Regions from separate parts of the Homo sapiens genome. Here regions 2 and 3 are each linked to region 1. Evidence: read pairs that join two places in POLR2A ChIA-PET (ENCODE). Cell type or tissue: HepG2. All regions are shown on one strand. Region 1 has its middle 73 kb from the start of LINC02178. Region 2 holds the start of LOC124903772 (a long non-coding RNA gene). Region 3 has its middle 8.4 kb from the start of NKD1.

Region 1 (5,000 bases):
GTTAAAAGGAACACATATTGATACATCCCCAAATACACACACACACACACACACACACACGAGCACAGTCACACATGCACACAGTACTCATGCACGTGCACATACATCCACACATAGGCGTGTACTCCCACCCTCCCAAACTCTACCAGTCAGCACAGACAACTCTCAGGCTGGACTTCCCAGACCAGATAACTGAGTGTCTCGGTCCCTTTCAAGTGGTATCAGAGCACAGGCCTGCAAGTATCCAGGAGACGGCTGATGGAGAAAGGGAAGAAGAGAGAGAGGCCCCCTCCCCCATCCGCCCACTGGCTTTAAAGGGAGAACAAAGTGAGCGGGATCAGAGTGTGCAAGGTGATGGCAGCAACGCTGAAGCCATTTATCACTGCCAGATGTGTGAAGGGTCAGGCTGCGGGGCACGCTGGGAGTGCCAGCAGGGGCGCCTGGACCCCAGACACGGCAAGAAATAACCTATCCAGTCAGCAAGGGACCGCAAAAGGGCTGCCAGGACCCTGTTCTTAACAAAATGACAATGAGCTTTCTTTTTTGTCCGGGCCAGAAGGGGCTGGGGCCAGGGTGGAGGCAGCGACAGCTTAATAAAGGGCCGTCAGTGTCAGTCAAAGCTCTAAAAATACTCTCCCGCTGCCAGCAGGCTCACTCTTGCACCCGCCCGCGGGCTTTCTGCTGCCTGAATGGTCCCTCAGTGACGCACAAGGACAAATGTGTGCCCAGAGAGGCCTGGTGTCAGGTGGCACACATGGTCCAGCTTGTGGCATCTGCCCTCTCCCTCACCCTCACCCCTCCAGGTCCCTCTAACAGGCACACCTGGGGCCAAGAAGGGGGTCAAGAAGGGGGTCAAGAAGGTGCCAGGGTGGTGTGTGCTGGGTGCACACTCCCCACTGTGCTGCTCCATCCACACACAGGAGAGCAAAGACACTAGCCACCTCTCCTTGCAGGTGGCTTCCTACCCCAAAGGCAGCCAGACTTCATAGGAGATCCCAGGTTTGAGGAAGGATACTCATTACTGGCTGTGGAGGCTCCCATTCAGACGGAGGAGGCACCATGGGCTTTAGGTAAGCCCCTGGTCCAGGCCCTAGAACCATCTCTGCTTTTGCTACAGGCCAAGTGTGGAGAAGGAGGTTCAAACCCTGTCCTTAGGGAGATCCCAGCCTGCTGGGGCAAGTGCAGCCACAGCCTTAGAAGCCCTCCTGATCTGATGGAGAAGGCTCAGCTCTTGCCTTGGGGAGTTCCCAGTCTGATGAAGGAGGCACAGCGTCCCAAAGACAGGTTGCCACACAGGGGCAATGAAGGGATTTCAGCCAAAGTGTCCTGACAGCCCTGTGCTCCTCAGACTTTAACTTTGCAACTGAATCACCAGGGATCATTACAAGAGCAGATTTTCGTTCCGCAGCCCTGGGGTGGGGCCTGAGATTCTGCATTTTTGCTTCATGGACACATTGGTTAGTGCAGTAATGAGATCCTGGGTGATGGGGGTGCTGCAGGCGCCTGAGTAGCAGGATGAGACGTGGGGAGGGTGCAGACCTGGTGAGGGTGCAGACCAGAGTTCTCTTGGTTCTTCTGCTGATGGAAACAGCCCTGAGCTGGGGCCCTAAGGAGGGCTCCGTGGAAGAAGCGTAGCAGAATCAGATGCGCAGAGAGAGGACTAGGGAGCCGGCAGGCCCTATTTAAAACTGTGGCTCTGGCATTTATTAGCTGTGTGGCCTTGGGCATGTTTCTTGACCTCTCTGAAGTGAGGACAGCAACGGGTGTGCCCACCTCGCAGGGTGGTGTGACCAGATCCATCACATCCGGCATGCGGCAGGGGCTCAAGACATGCCAGCCACTACGTTTATACTAAACTAACTGCTGTGCCCTCGGATTGGAGAGCCCAAAGGCACCAGAGGGAGATGCCAGCGTCAAGAGACAGAGCCACAACGAAGCGAAAGGCGGGGCTGCAGAGAGGCCCCGGGTGTCAAGAGGCCCTGAGGCCTCGGGCGAGTCCCTGGCCTTTCTGAGCCGGGATCCTCACCTGCAGTATGGGGATCACAGCACCGCCTGCCTCTGTAGCTGTGTGAGAGGTCAGATCGCACGGCGCCTGGCACCCGGTAGGCGCTCCATAAAGCGCTCCACGGGATGGGGGTGGGGTTAACGTGGAAGGCCCCCCGCTGGCCCCGGGCCGGCTGCCTGGGAGGAAGCCAGAGCGCCCTCCCCGCCCCACCCCCACCCGGGCCGCCTTTGAGCCCCGCGCTGCGCTTTGAAGTCCCAGATGGGCCTGCAGGAAAGAGGATCCCGCGCCCAGCCCCCAGCCCGCACCTGGATCAACACGCGCCGCCAGCCCCGCCGCCAGCCTGGGTCCGACGGCCTGGCGGCAGGGACGGCCAGGCGGCCGGAGCCGCCGGGCAGCGGCTCACTTCAAAGCGCCAGCGGCCGCCAGCGGGAGGGGGACCTAATCAGGCCCGGCTGCAGCCGCCTAGGCGCAGAGCCCCGCCCGCCCGGGCTCCCGCCCCCGCCATCTGCTCTGCGTTAGAGCTCGCGCCGCTGGGGGTAGGGGCGGCGGTGGGGGAACGGCCAGTCACCGCCATCCGAGTTGTAAGGCCACAGGCGTCCTCTGCCCCAGCTAATTCCACGCCATCACTGCTTCATCAGTGCACGGTTAGTGGAGTACATCACTGCTTCACGGATGCACTAGTTAGCGCGGTGCATCACTGCTTAATGGATACACTAGTTAGTGTGGTGTATCAATACTTCACCAATGCACTAGTCAGTGCGGTGTATCACTGCTTCACGGATGCACTAGTTAGTATGATACATCACTGCTTCACGGATGCACTAGTTAGTGCTGTGTATCACTGCTTCATGGATGCATGGGTTAGTGTGGTGCATCACTGCTTCACGGAGGCACTAATTAATGTGGTGCATCACTGCTTCATCCATTCACTGGTTAGTGCGGTGCATCACTACTTCATTAATGCATTGGTTAGTGCAGCAAATCTTTATTGAGTGCCTGGTATGTGCTAGGCAAGGGAAATCCATTTTGTTCATTCATTAAACAAACGTTTGTTGAACTCCTGTTTTGTACTAACAGACCCTGGGAGGCACAATTCAGTCATTCCTTCCTTCATTCAATAAACCTTTAAAAAATATAGAGATGGGGTCTTGTTGTGCCACCTAGGTTGGAGTGCAGTGATGCGATATCCGCTCACTGCCATCTCCAACTGCTGGGCTCGAGTGATCCTCCTCCTACCTCAGCCTCCTGAGTAGCTGGGCCTACAGGTGTGCCACCACGCCCAGCTTTTTTATTTTCTGTAGAGACAGGGTTTTGCCATGTTGCCCAGCCTGGTCTCAGACTCCTGACTTAAAGTGAACCTCCTGCCTCAGCCTCCCAAAGTGCTGGGATTACAGGTATGAGCCACTGTTCCAGGCCAATAAACCATTTTAAAAAAAAAGAAAAGAAAAAAACAGCAACATCTTGATTTTAAATAAGTAATTTTTTAGTGTTGACTGCATGCAGTTACTGCCCCCCAGGTTCATCTTCCTCCCTCCCCACTCGCAGTCACACCCAACCCATTCACCAGCTCCTCCTTGCCTACTCCAAGATCCAGCACTTGTTCTTCCTTCCTGGAATGCCCTCCTCTGCCCTGGACAAACTTCCTACTCATCCTTGAAGAGCCCAGGTTAAAAACTTCCTCCTTTGTGAATCCTTCTCTACCTTTTCCAGTCCCCATTCCGCACCCACTGGGTGCTTCTCTCCCACTAAAGGATACACAGCCTTGAATGAGAGGGATTTATTCCTTTTCAGGGCCTGTGTGCCCCCCACAAACTGGCAGCCCCAATCTAGACCCTGTCAGTGGGCAACTGTGTGGTTCTTATAACCTTTCTGTGGCTCTATTTTCTCCTGTGGGATTTGAAAAGGCCTTGCAGGGTTGTGGAAAACAAGGTGGGTTAGACACAAAGCCAGGCCCAGGCAAAATACCTGGTAGAAGGTAGCCATGGTTGCTTGATTGTTTCCACAGCCCTCTGGCTCCAGGAATGAAAGCTGAGTTCATGCTCTCTCCTCCAGGAAGCCCTCCTGATCTGAAACTAGGCTTCCTCTCCCTCTGCTGAGATCCTGCCAGTCTTAGTCAGCCCACTGGCTGCTGGCATCCAGCTGCTCCTGCATGCTTGGGGCTTGCTGAGCCTGTGTCCTGGGCCCGAGGCTCCAAAGGGCAGGGAGCTGGCCCCATGTCTCTCTCTTTTCTCCCCCTGCAATGCCTGGTACATTGAACACCCTGGATCCAGCAGCCAAGGGTCCCTCTCAGGCCCTTGCTCTGCCCAGCGGGGAGCTGGGGCTAGGTAGGCTGCTTAGGTACTGGGCTATGTCCCCTAGAGGTGCAAGGAGGTGCCTAGGGGCAGGGGTTTTACACACAGGCAGGATGGTGGGAGTGCAAGTCACCTGCCATACCAACCTACTGGCTGTCTCATGCCCAAGAGCTAAGTATCATCAGGCTTCAGCTTTGAGAGCCACTGAAGTCTTTTTGGAAGCCCCAGGAGCTCTAAAGAGGGTAACCTCGGGGAATGAAGCTAGAGCATCTGTCCAGGAGACCATCAGGCTGGAGTAGCCTGGGTTGGAGTGAATCAGAAAGGGGCTCAATTCCTGGAGATACTGGCAGACAGGCAGGAAGAGCACTGGACCCCTGGGTCATGACCCTTCTTGTGCCCTCAGGTCCTCTCTCCCTTCCTCTCTGTCCTCTGCTTCCGGCCAGCTCACAATCTCTGTCCTTCTTGCGGGTTCCATGTCTCTCCTGGCTTGTGGTCACCTGTGGGGCAGCGGGAAGGAGCCTGAAGAATGAGGTGCTTGGAAAAGTCCCAAGCATAAGGCCTGCAGACAGTAAATGAGTTGTGGGTGTTGGGTGGGTTGGGAGAGATACGTGTTTAAGCTGTACGTAGACTTGTGAAAAAAAGACCTGGGTTTGAGTCCTGACTTAGTCCCTTACTAGCTGGGGGACATGGAGGGGTCTCCTCAG
Region 2 (5,000 bases), 53 kb before region 1:
ACTTCATGAACCTAATTCAAAAGCAAGATGGATTTTAAAAGTCTGTGGCCAGAAAAACACATGTGTGTCTCCAAAGGTGCCTCCAGGGAGACCTCCTGATTTGATTGTCCTTGCTCAGCCAAGAACTGGTTCAACCTCCTAGGCTCGGTGACCTCCTGTTTCAAGAGCTAAATCAGAGTCACAAATCCAGAACTGCCCTTCCTTGGATTGTCTCCCTCTTCCAGCCACTAGGAGGATGGAAGATGGTTGCTTCCTTGGGATTCTCTCTACTGTCTTTTTTTTTTTTTTTCTGAGACAGGGTCTGGCTCTGTTGCCCAGGCTAGAGTGCAGTGGCATGATCATAGCTCACTGCAACCTCAAATTCCTGGGCTCAAGTGATCCTCCTGCCTCAGCCTCCTGAACAGCTCGGATCACAGGTGAGTGTCACCATGCCCAGCTAATTTTTAAAGTTTTTGTAGAGACAGGGTTTTGCCATGTTGCCCAGGCTGATCTCAAATTCCTGGGCTCAAGCAATCCTCCCTCTTCAACCTCCCAAAATGCTGAGATTACAGGCGTGAGCCATCATACCTGGTCCCTTATTGTCTTTAAAATGTTGCTTCTCGTGTCACTGATTAGATAAGAATGAGGCTAATGTCCAAACTATATCTACTCACTGGTAATTTAGAAGCAATGGATGTTATGTCATACCAAATTAACTGCAGCTAATAATTAGAAACAAAAAATTAAAAATAAAAGAATTCCATGTCAAGAAAGGCCTGCCCTCAATTCTATATATGGTGGATAAATCCAGACAGTGTGTGTGTGCTCAGGGAGTTTCCCTGGAAGCATGACCCTCTCACAGGGAGGGAGAGAGAGTGGGGATGGCTCCTGCTGCCTCTAGAACAGAAAGGACTCATCTGCAGGTGGCTCCTGGGGAGAGGGGTGCTGGATGATTAGGGAACCAAGAAGGGAGAAGACCCTACACCCCGGTAAGTCCTAGAGGGACTTCTTGTTTGTCCCTCAGCAGGACAATAATTAGTGGACTTATTATTTGTCCACTTGGAAGGGACAAATATGGTCTGGGACAGAATAAATGTTGTCTCCCCAGGCTTTCTCCAGTGAATGCAATCGCCAATTTAAAAGGAAGAAAAACATATCAGACTGAGTAGCTAGAAATGAAGTATTACTATTATAATGATGACAAGGTGCTTAGGGTTAACATCACCGGCTTTGGGAGCCCAACTGCTTGAACTCAAATATTCACAGCTCTGCTTACTCAGCATCCTGGGTCAAGTTCCTTCCAGTCCACTCTCCCTCCGCTTCCTCATCTGTAACACAGAGATAATAATGACTTTCACCACCTCATCAGGATGTATAAGGGGTTAGTGTACACATGCACTGTGCATTTCAGCACTAAATACATACTCAGCATTGCAGCCCGATGTGGTGACACGAGAGCTTCAGGGGGTCCAGAAGGCTCCATATTCCTAGTTCAGTCATCTTTTTTGGGGGATATCATTCAGCCCCTTGGAGCCTCAGTTTCCTCATTTGAGAGCCAAATGACTGCCTCGCAGCATTATCATGAAGATAAATGGAATGATGAAAGGAATCATTCCCTAAGCTGTAGAAGGCATACCTGGTGATTGTGCAGTGCACAATCTGAGCAACCATATGTGTCAGTCCTGATAATGAACACAAAGCAGTTGGCATGTTGGAGATACCACCTCTGTGCCTCCTTTTTTGTAAGTTTGCATATCAAACCGTTGACTCTAACTCAAAGTCTTTCCTGCAAGCTTCCTCCACACTGAGTCCAGTGGATGTAAAAGCTGAGGAAGAACTGTGCCATCCTCAATCCACAAGGGTTCCTGCCCTCAAAGAAAGAGTTTGTAGCAGGAAATAGCCCAAGCCCTGCTGTAATGCAAGACTGAACTCCATGCAGTAGGCTCCAAGAGTGAAGCAACCTCACAGCAGGATAACAAAAGCCAGGAACAGCAGGAACATCTTTCCCCAAAGGAGAGTCACTGGGGACCACCTTGATTTAAATGTGTCAAGTGAAGGAGGGTGGAAGTGGCTGTGTCTGCAAAGGTGAGGAGTTTCATGCTTCAGAAAAGAAGGTCTGGCCAGGCACGAGCCACCGTGCCTGTAATCCCAACACCTCCAGAGGCAAGGTGGGTGGATCGCTTGAGCCCAGGAATGCAAGACCAGCCTAGGCGAAATAGCAGGACCCCATCTCTACAAAAAAATTAAAAATCAGTTGGGCATGATGGCGCATGCCTGGTCCCATCTACTTGAGAGGCTGACGTGAGAGGATCGCTTGAGCCCAGGAGGTTGAGGTGACAGTGAGCCATGATTGCACTACTACACGCAAGTCTGGGTGACACAAAGAGACCTTGTCTCAGAAAAAAAGAAAGGAAAGAAGGAAGGAAGGAAGGAAAGAAGGAAGGAAGGAAGGGAAAGAAAGAAAGAAGAGAAAGAGAGAGAAAGAAAGAAAGAAAGAGAAAGAGAGACAGCGAGAGAGAGAGAAAGAAGAAAGAAAGAGAGAGAAAGAAAGAGAGCAAGAGAGAAAAAGAAAGAAGAAAGAGACAGAGAAAGAGAAAGAAAGAGAGAGAGAAAGAGAGAAAGAAAAGAAAGAGAGAGAAAGAAAGAGAGACAGCAAGAGAGAAAAAGAAAGAAGAAAGAGAGAGACAGAGAAAGAGAGAGAAAGAAAGAAGAGAGAGAGAAAGAGAGAAAGAAAGAAAGAAAGAGAAAGAGAGAGAGAAAGAAAGAAAGAAAGAGAAGAAAGAAAAGAAAATAGGGTCATGCTGTCTCTCCTAGCTTCCTTCCTGAGTGCACCCAGTAGTGCCCACTCAACCCCAGAGCAGAGGTCAGGATGAAGGCTTGGAGAGGCTCTGGGGACTGGCCCCTAGTCCCCTCTCCTGTACCAGTCAGTTAATCCACTTCAAATGGAGCAACACAGAGAGAATCCCGAGTGACACCATTTTTCTATTACCCTTCATTACAGCCACTTAGATCTTTTATTTTATTACAAACATTCTTTAGCCCAGACACGGGCTGATCTCCTAATTGGAGCTGCTGCCTCCACCCCCACCCAGATCAAAGCCACCCTGTTTGTTTGTGGAGGATAGAGGATGAACCGTCTTGCCGGCCTTTGAACATGAAGGCCCCTTTGTCTTCCAGCTGAAGTCATCCCTGGCACCAGGCAGGGAGGAGGCTTCCGGTGGGGACGGTGGAGGTCAGGAATTCTGTAGCCTGGTCAGAGGCTTGGACCAGAGCTTGAGTGGGGAACAGCTTTCAAAGCAAGACCCCAAATTTCCCTGCCTCCCTTTGAAGAGTTGTCTCAAAAGGTGGCCCCAGGGAATGCCTTATTTGCCCCCATGATGATTTTTAATTTAAATATCAATTTGAATATTCAAACACTTTAAAAGATTGAGAAAAAATATCAGATATTTGAATATTTCTTAAAGAAATAAAATACTTTCTAATTTCTTTTCAAAAATCAGAATGTAGCCAGGCATGATGGCTCACACCTGTAATCCCAGCACTTTGGGAGGCTGGGGCGGGTGACACTTAAAGTCAAGAGTTTGAGACCAGCCTGGCCAACATGGTGAAATCCCATCTCTACTAAAACAAATACAAAAGTTAGCTGGGGATAGTGCTGCATGCTTGTAATCTCAGCTACTCAGGAGGCTGAGGCAGGAGAATTGCCTGAACCTAGGTGGTGGAGGTTGCAGTGAGCCAAGATTATGCCACTGCACTCCAGCATGGGCAACAGAGCGAGATTCTGTCTCCAGAAAAAAAAAAAAATCGGAATGTCTGGCAATACTGGACCTCTATTAGAGAAAGAGCCAACCAGTTTTCAGCCCTATGCAGGCTTTTTTTTCTTTCTTAACTGTTGCAATAAATTATTGTTTCCCTTGAGGTGTCTTCTTTCATATCCCTGGGCCCACCAGAACTTCACCTCTGCCACTGGAGATGATTGGGAGTGGGGAATGACTGTGCCATTTTACAGATGGGAAAATTGAGGCCCTGTGGCATTCAAATAGCTGCTGGGTGGTCACACAGAGGTTAATAATAGACTCAAGATGCAAGAAGTACAAGACAAAAGGAATGAACACTTATTCGTTCTCTCTTATTTTGAAATTATGGTCAATATAGCTATTGTGGGAAAGAAAAGCCCAACGAGCTGCCATCCCATAACCTAGAGATGCCTGATGCTAACACTAGAGTCTATTACGTGTGGGGAGCTGAGTGGACATTATCTACACTACACAACAATCCTATGCGGCAGTTTATATTTTCTAGATTTTAGAATAGAGAAAACTAAGGTTTTGGGGGCTCAAGGACTTGCCCAAGGTTACACAGTATGGCCAAGGTTGAGACCCAGGTCTGCCTGACTCAAAAACCTCAGGAAGTGGTTCCATTCTGGGTCCATCGTGAGCTGGGTGATATTAGACAAATTATTTCTCAGAGCCTCAGGTTGCCCTACACAATAGGGAGGTGTCTGCTCAGAGAACACACCTTCTACTCGGGGCTTGACCTCTGTCCCCCTCCCCCACAGCCTTATTTATAGTTCCCTACTCCACCCTCCCTGGAAACAGCCACCTGGACCAAGGGCAGACACTTTACCCAAGCTGAGCCGATCAGATCCTTCCTCCTTGGAAGTTCGGTTTGGGGCCTATTCCTGTAAAGCTGTGCTGGGACTATCCAAACTGGACCACAGGCAAGTGAGGTATGTCTGAAAGGAAAGAAAGATGCAGCTGACGTGCAGAGAGAAACAGACTCCAAGGCCAAAGTTGGCTCTCTATATCCAGACCCTCCCAAAGTCCATTTCTCCTCTATCACTGGCCATTTGATATCACCCTGTACCTTGCCTATGATGCATTCTTTTCTGTGCAGGTTGACTTGAGAGATTATGCTGTTGCAGCTGTATAATCCCCCATGTAAGCAGAGTAAGATCTGGCTCTGTGCTTTCAAAAAAGTTATTCAACCTCAGTTTCTCCTATTTATAAAGTGGGAATAAT
Region 3 (5,000 bases), 72 kb before region 1:
TGGTCACTATAGCAAAGCTCATAGTTAATTTTCCTGTATCACCTGCCTTCCCTTCCAGCTTAGCTTCCTCCTCCTCTTCCTTCTTCCATGGCACAGAACACAGCTTCAAGGTGGCCCCTGCCACCACGTTGGTAACACCTGACTCCTTCACCCCTTAGCCAGAGCTGACTGGATGCCTGACCCATTGGCCCAACCCATCAGGATCTCTTTGCAGAATCTGAATGGAGAGGCCAGGGGCCTGCAGTCCACTTCCTGGTGGTCTCTACAGCTGTAGAGCTCCATAGTCCCAGGGGTTGGAGCAGCTTCTTGGGGTCGCTGTGGGCTGAAAAATAAGCAGGAAGAAGCAGGAGTAAGAACCATTAGGGGAAAGCAATGATAGTAAACCCCATGGAGAGAGAGACACAGACAGACTGGTCCCTGACTAACTGTATATGCTGACCTTGGATCCCTCCCTGTAAGACTCTTAATCCCCCTTTCTTGAGCTAGGGTCAAATAGCCTAGAGGAGGGCTCCCTGGAATTTAATGTGCATATGAATTCACCGGGATCTTGTTGAGATGCAGTGTGAGTGGAGCCTGAGAGTCATTTCTCACCAGCTCCCAGGTGAGGCTGATGGTGCTGGTGTATAGACCACACACAGTTGGAGGCTCTAGAAAGTTAAGCCTTCTCAGAAGCAACCAAGGTTACATAGCTTGCCCTTGCCTCGCATAAGCAGCCATGCTGGGGAGGAGATGGAGAGGCCAAAGTCAGGGAGGAGGCAACCAAGAAATAAAGGTGGGTGCTTCTCTTTTATTTATCATGTCATTCAGTGAAGATTTGTTGGGCGCCTAATTTACATCAGGCTCTTGTGTCCACAAAACAGACAAAAATGCCATCCTCATGAAGTTTATATTCTCATAGAGGAAGACAGACAATAAATACATAAGTCAGTGAAATATGTGGTGTGTCTATGGGAGAAAAAATTCAAGTGATAAAGAGAAAGAAAAAATACCAGGGCAGGAGCTAATGATTTTAGATAGACAGGTCAGAGAGGATAAGCTTTGTGCAAAGACTTGAAAATGAGGAAGAAACAGAGGGAACAGCATGTGCAAAGGGCCTGAGGTAAGGATATGCCAGGAATGTTTTGGAAACAGCAAAGAGGCCCCCGGCTCTGGAGCAGAGAGACCACAGTTTGGGAGTATTGGGGAGAAGATGAGGTTGGAGGTGACGGGGACAGATCATGAGACCCTTATAGGTCTCATCAAAAACTTCAGCTTTCCTGGAGAAAGACAGGAGTTACTAGAAGAGAGTTGTGGCTGGGCATGGTGGCTCATGCCTGTAATCCCAGCACTTTGGGAAGCTGAGGTGGGTTGATCCCTTGCAACCAGAAGATTGAGGCCAGCCTGGGTAACATGACAAAATCCTGTCTCCACAAAAAATAATTTTAAAAAGTAGCCAGGTATGGTGATGCATGTCTGTATTCCAAGCTACTAGGGAGGCTGAGGTGGGAGGATTGCTGGAGCCCAGGAGGCAGAGGTTGCAGTGAGCTGAGACTGCACCACTGCACTCAAGCCTGGGCAACAGAGTGAGACCCTGTCTCAAAAAAAGAGAGAGTAGTAACCAGAGCAACTGGGCTGCTGTGTTGAGAATAAGTGTGGGTCACAGGGCTATGGTGGGGCGCCAGGCCTGAGATGATGGCGACTTAGACCAGGTGATGGCAGTGGAGGAGGTAAAAGAAGTTGGACGCTGAATGTATTTTGAAATTAGAGGCAACAGCATTAGCAAATGTATTGGACGTGGAGTGGGAGAGAAACAGAGAAACTAAGGAAGCCGCCAAGATGCGGGGCCTAAGCAACTCCAAGGATGGAGCTGCCATGAACTGCAATGAGGAAGCCTGCGGGTGGAGCTGGTCTGCCAGGCAAGGAAGAAGAGGAGCTCCATTTGGCACGTTGTTTTGAGACGACCGTTGAGTGTCCTGGCAGTGAGATTGAGTGGCCAGTTGGATCTATGAGCCCAGAGTACAGAAGCAAGCTGCAGGCTGCAGATATGTGCCCAGGCATCATAAGCAGGCAGATGGAATTGAAAGCCCAACACTGGATGTGATGCCCTGGGGAATGACTGTGGACAGAGAACAGAAGAGGGCCAAGGAGAGAGCCCCATGGCCTTGCAAAGATGAGAGGTCTGCAAGTGTCGCAGGCCGCAGACACCGGTGAATTCCGCCTGCCTCCTGCGCATCCCAGCACCACGGCGGCCTCTTGGCTTCTGTTCCCCTCCTAGAAAACCCTCTCTTCCATACCTGCTCGCCACCCCCTCTCCCTGCATCCCATGGCAGGCAGGGTTCCTGGCTCCACATCTGAACTCTCAAAGCACTTCTTTGTTCAAACCAACCCTAGAGATAAATGAGACAATGTGTGTAAAATGCGTAGGGCATCCAGCCGAGGGGACCTCAGCAGATGCTAGCTCTCTCTGATGCCCTGGTTAGAACAGCGTCGCCCTCTCTGCCTCCGCTGAGGTCCTGACCCCAAGTTAATCCTCTCTGCTCCTGCCTCGCATCACACTGTGGCTGGCACACAGTAGGGGCTTTTGAAATGCTTTGCTGTAGGCCTGAAGGGCTGAACACACAGGCCCATCTGGCCAGAGGTGACGCTGCCCCCACGGCTTCCCCTGGCCTTCCCCAGGCCCCCCCCCCACATCATTTTGTTTCTTCTGACTCTGTGCCCAAGACAAGGTCACTGTCACCTTTTCGTTCCAAGAAGCCCTTGCCAGTATCACATCCACCCCTGGCGAGGCCAGGAAGGCAGACGCAGGCTGCTGCTGGCGGAGGGGGTGGGCAGCCACTGTCACCCCTTCCTCTGAAACCACAAGGGACAGGGGTGTTTTCTTCTCCTCTGCAGAACTGAGAATTCTCCATTTGCATCTTCCAGCAGCGAGCCGGGGTACATCCTCCACCTGGCGCCTCTTTTAACATCATTTCTGCGGACTTCTCAGGGTGACAAGTATCTTTGTTTTGAGCCCCCCTCCAGCCCCTCCTGTTCTCCCTGGATTCTAACTCTCTTGCAGGCTTCCGCCTGCACAAAGGGACCATTGAGAGGCAGGCTGTAGGACGCCGCCTTTGATCTGAGGTTCTAATAACGTGTGTATGTTTGTGTCCCCAAACAGGGCAGCAGCTTCGCTGGCTCACGGAGGCAGGGGGAGGAGGAGAAAGTGGGCAGATCGTTACACTGAAGGCTTGGTCGTGAGCATTGGTTGGCACATTTGGAAGGCACCCCCACAGATCCTCGTTCCACAGGCAAAGACCCTGGCACGGTCATGATTTGCCAAACCAAGACCTGTGAGGTTAGTGGGATGGCCCGGGCGCTCCATAGAGCCAGGGGTTGCAGGTTCACCAGGGGAAGGGCAGGAGTCATAAGGGAGGGGGACTTGGACCAGGTGGATCTGGTGGCAAACTGAGCAGCATATACCCAACACAAAGGAACAGTGGCTGCTGCACACCAGCTGCCAGCTGCAGGCCCAGGGCTGCTAGATCTTTTGATTTTTCAAGAATAGCTGGAAATCCAGGTTTCTAGGTGAAATCTCCAAATTGTAAAATATCGGCAACTAATTTTAAAAATGTGAAGCCATGGTGCAGGCCAAATGAAATGCGCGCCTCTGCAGGAATCCAGCCTGTGCCTGCTGGCTTCGCCCTCTGCCTGGGTGGACTCACCTGGAGAAAATGTGCCCTGGAGGCAGGGAAGTGTCGGGAAGGGAAATAACTCAGACCAGGCTGTCTCCAAGAGGGAAAAGGTGGGGTGGGGATGCCGGACTGGGGCCTGCTGCCCCAGTGTTCCCCAAATCCCCTCTCTGCCTCCAGCATGATTTCTCTGGTCCCTTAGCAAATGGGTGCCTAGTCCCTCCCACGTGCAAGGACAGCGCTGGGCGCTGGGGATGCAGGAATGAGTTAGACAGGGCCTCTGCCTGCCCTCAAGTCCACTCAGAGAGACAGAAGTATGAGAAACTGAACTCTACCAAGGCCCCACTAGTACCAGGCCCTGTGTAAAGGGCCATATGCCGTGTGTTCTCTCCTGCTATCCTGACAGTCCCCGAGGGAGAAGAGATGATGATACCATCTCCACTTCACAGATGAGGAAATGGGATCAAGGAGAATAGAAAAAGCTCCTCGACCCAGTAACCAAGACTAGATTCAAACCCCGCTACTTGTCAGCAAAGCCCTCATCTGTGGACGCCACTCCACACCATCTCAGAGACTGCAAGATGGGTCCCTCAGGTTTAGGCCATGGAACTCCATGAGTTGTGCAGTGCATAACCTATACAACTGTATGCGCTGACCCTGTGGTAGAACAGAAAAATTGCAACATATTAAGTGTTCATCAAAGTATGTATAAAGCCCTGAGGCTGAGCTCAGGAATGTCGAGGCTGGGGCTTTTCTAAGATCCCTTTTCCAACACAAATTTTGCTTCTGGTGAAGAAACACCTTCCTTCTTTGCCCAGACCTGCTGCCTTCCTTGAGTATCCATGAGAAGTAAAGACCAAGCAGAACACATTCATTACTTGGCTCTACCATTTGCCCTCAGTTTTCCCATCTGTGAATGGGGACAGTAGGACCATCCTTGCAAAGTTATTGCTAGGAAACAAATCGAACATGCCTGAAACAACTGGGGAGGAATCTCAGGTGAAATGTGATGGCTCTGACTTTGTCACTTGTCAGCTGGGCGACCTTGACCACCTACTCATGCTCTTTTGCCAGTAAATGGCATACAGTGCACGGCTCAGAATGGGCTCTCAGCAGGGGTTAGCTGTCATCCACGTGGCCTCATTCTCCTTCCTTATCATTCTCTCTATGGCCTCCCACCAGTGGAAACATGCTCAGAAGGGGCCATGCCCCTCTCCTGAATACAACCTTCCATGGCTTCCACTTTCTTCAAGCATCCGGCCAACACCTTGAAGACCTCACTAGGCAGCACAGCACTGGCCTTTCCAATGGCATTTGCAACAAAGGAGCAAAGTGACAGAGCTCCCTGCAATG

Evidence for each region. ChIA-PET counts read pairs that join two places held together with the same protein. Peaks named below come from ENCODE experiments on the same cell type or tissue, not always from the same donor. Only the 100,000 strongest peaks of a DNase experiment are listed, where the experiment ranks them.
Region 2: POLR2A ChIA-PET joins it to region 1 with 21 read pairs; 3 of 35 experiments call an interaction of 5 or more read pairs at or near these places.
Region 3: POLR2A ChIA-PET joins it to region 1 with 17 read pairs; 3 of 35 experiments call an interaction of 5 or more read pairs at or near these places.

What each region holds. Positions count from the first base shown.
Region 1 is chr16:50,465,516-50,470,515 of GRCh38, reverse strand. No RefSeq gene overlaps it. Among named protein-coding and RNA genes, the nearest start is that of LINC02178, 73 kb to the right of the region's middle. RefSeq lists silencers at 1,914-1,973, 2,184-2,263, 2,344-2,573. In HepG2, no CTCF peak of the experiment used is centred here; a DNase peak (open chromatin) is centred at 2,235.
Region 2 is chr16:50,518,784-50,523,783 of GRCh38, reverse strand. LOC124903772 (a long non-coding RNA gene) reads right to left here and starts at 4,714. Exons shown (of 2, transcript XR_007065196.1): 1 at 4,606-4,714; 2 at 1,146-1,307. In HepG2, no CTCF peak of the experiment used is centred here; a DNase peak (open chromatin) is centred at 3,123.
Region 3 is chr16:50,537,480-50,542,479 of GRCh38, reverse strand. No RefSeq gene overlaps it. Among named protein-coding and RNA genes, the nearest start is that of NKD1, 8.4 kb to the left of the region's middle. In HepG2, a CTCF peak has its summit at 1,880; DNase peaks (open chromatin) are centred at 1,909, 2,379 and 3,089; H3K4me3 peaks cover 507 bases.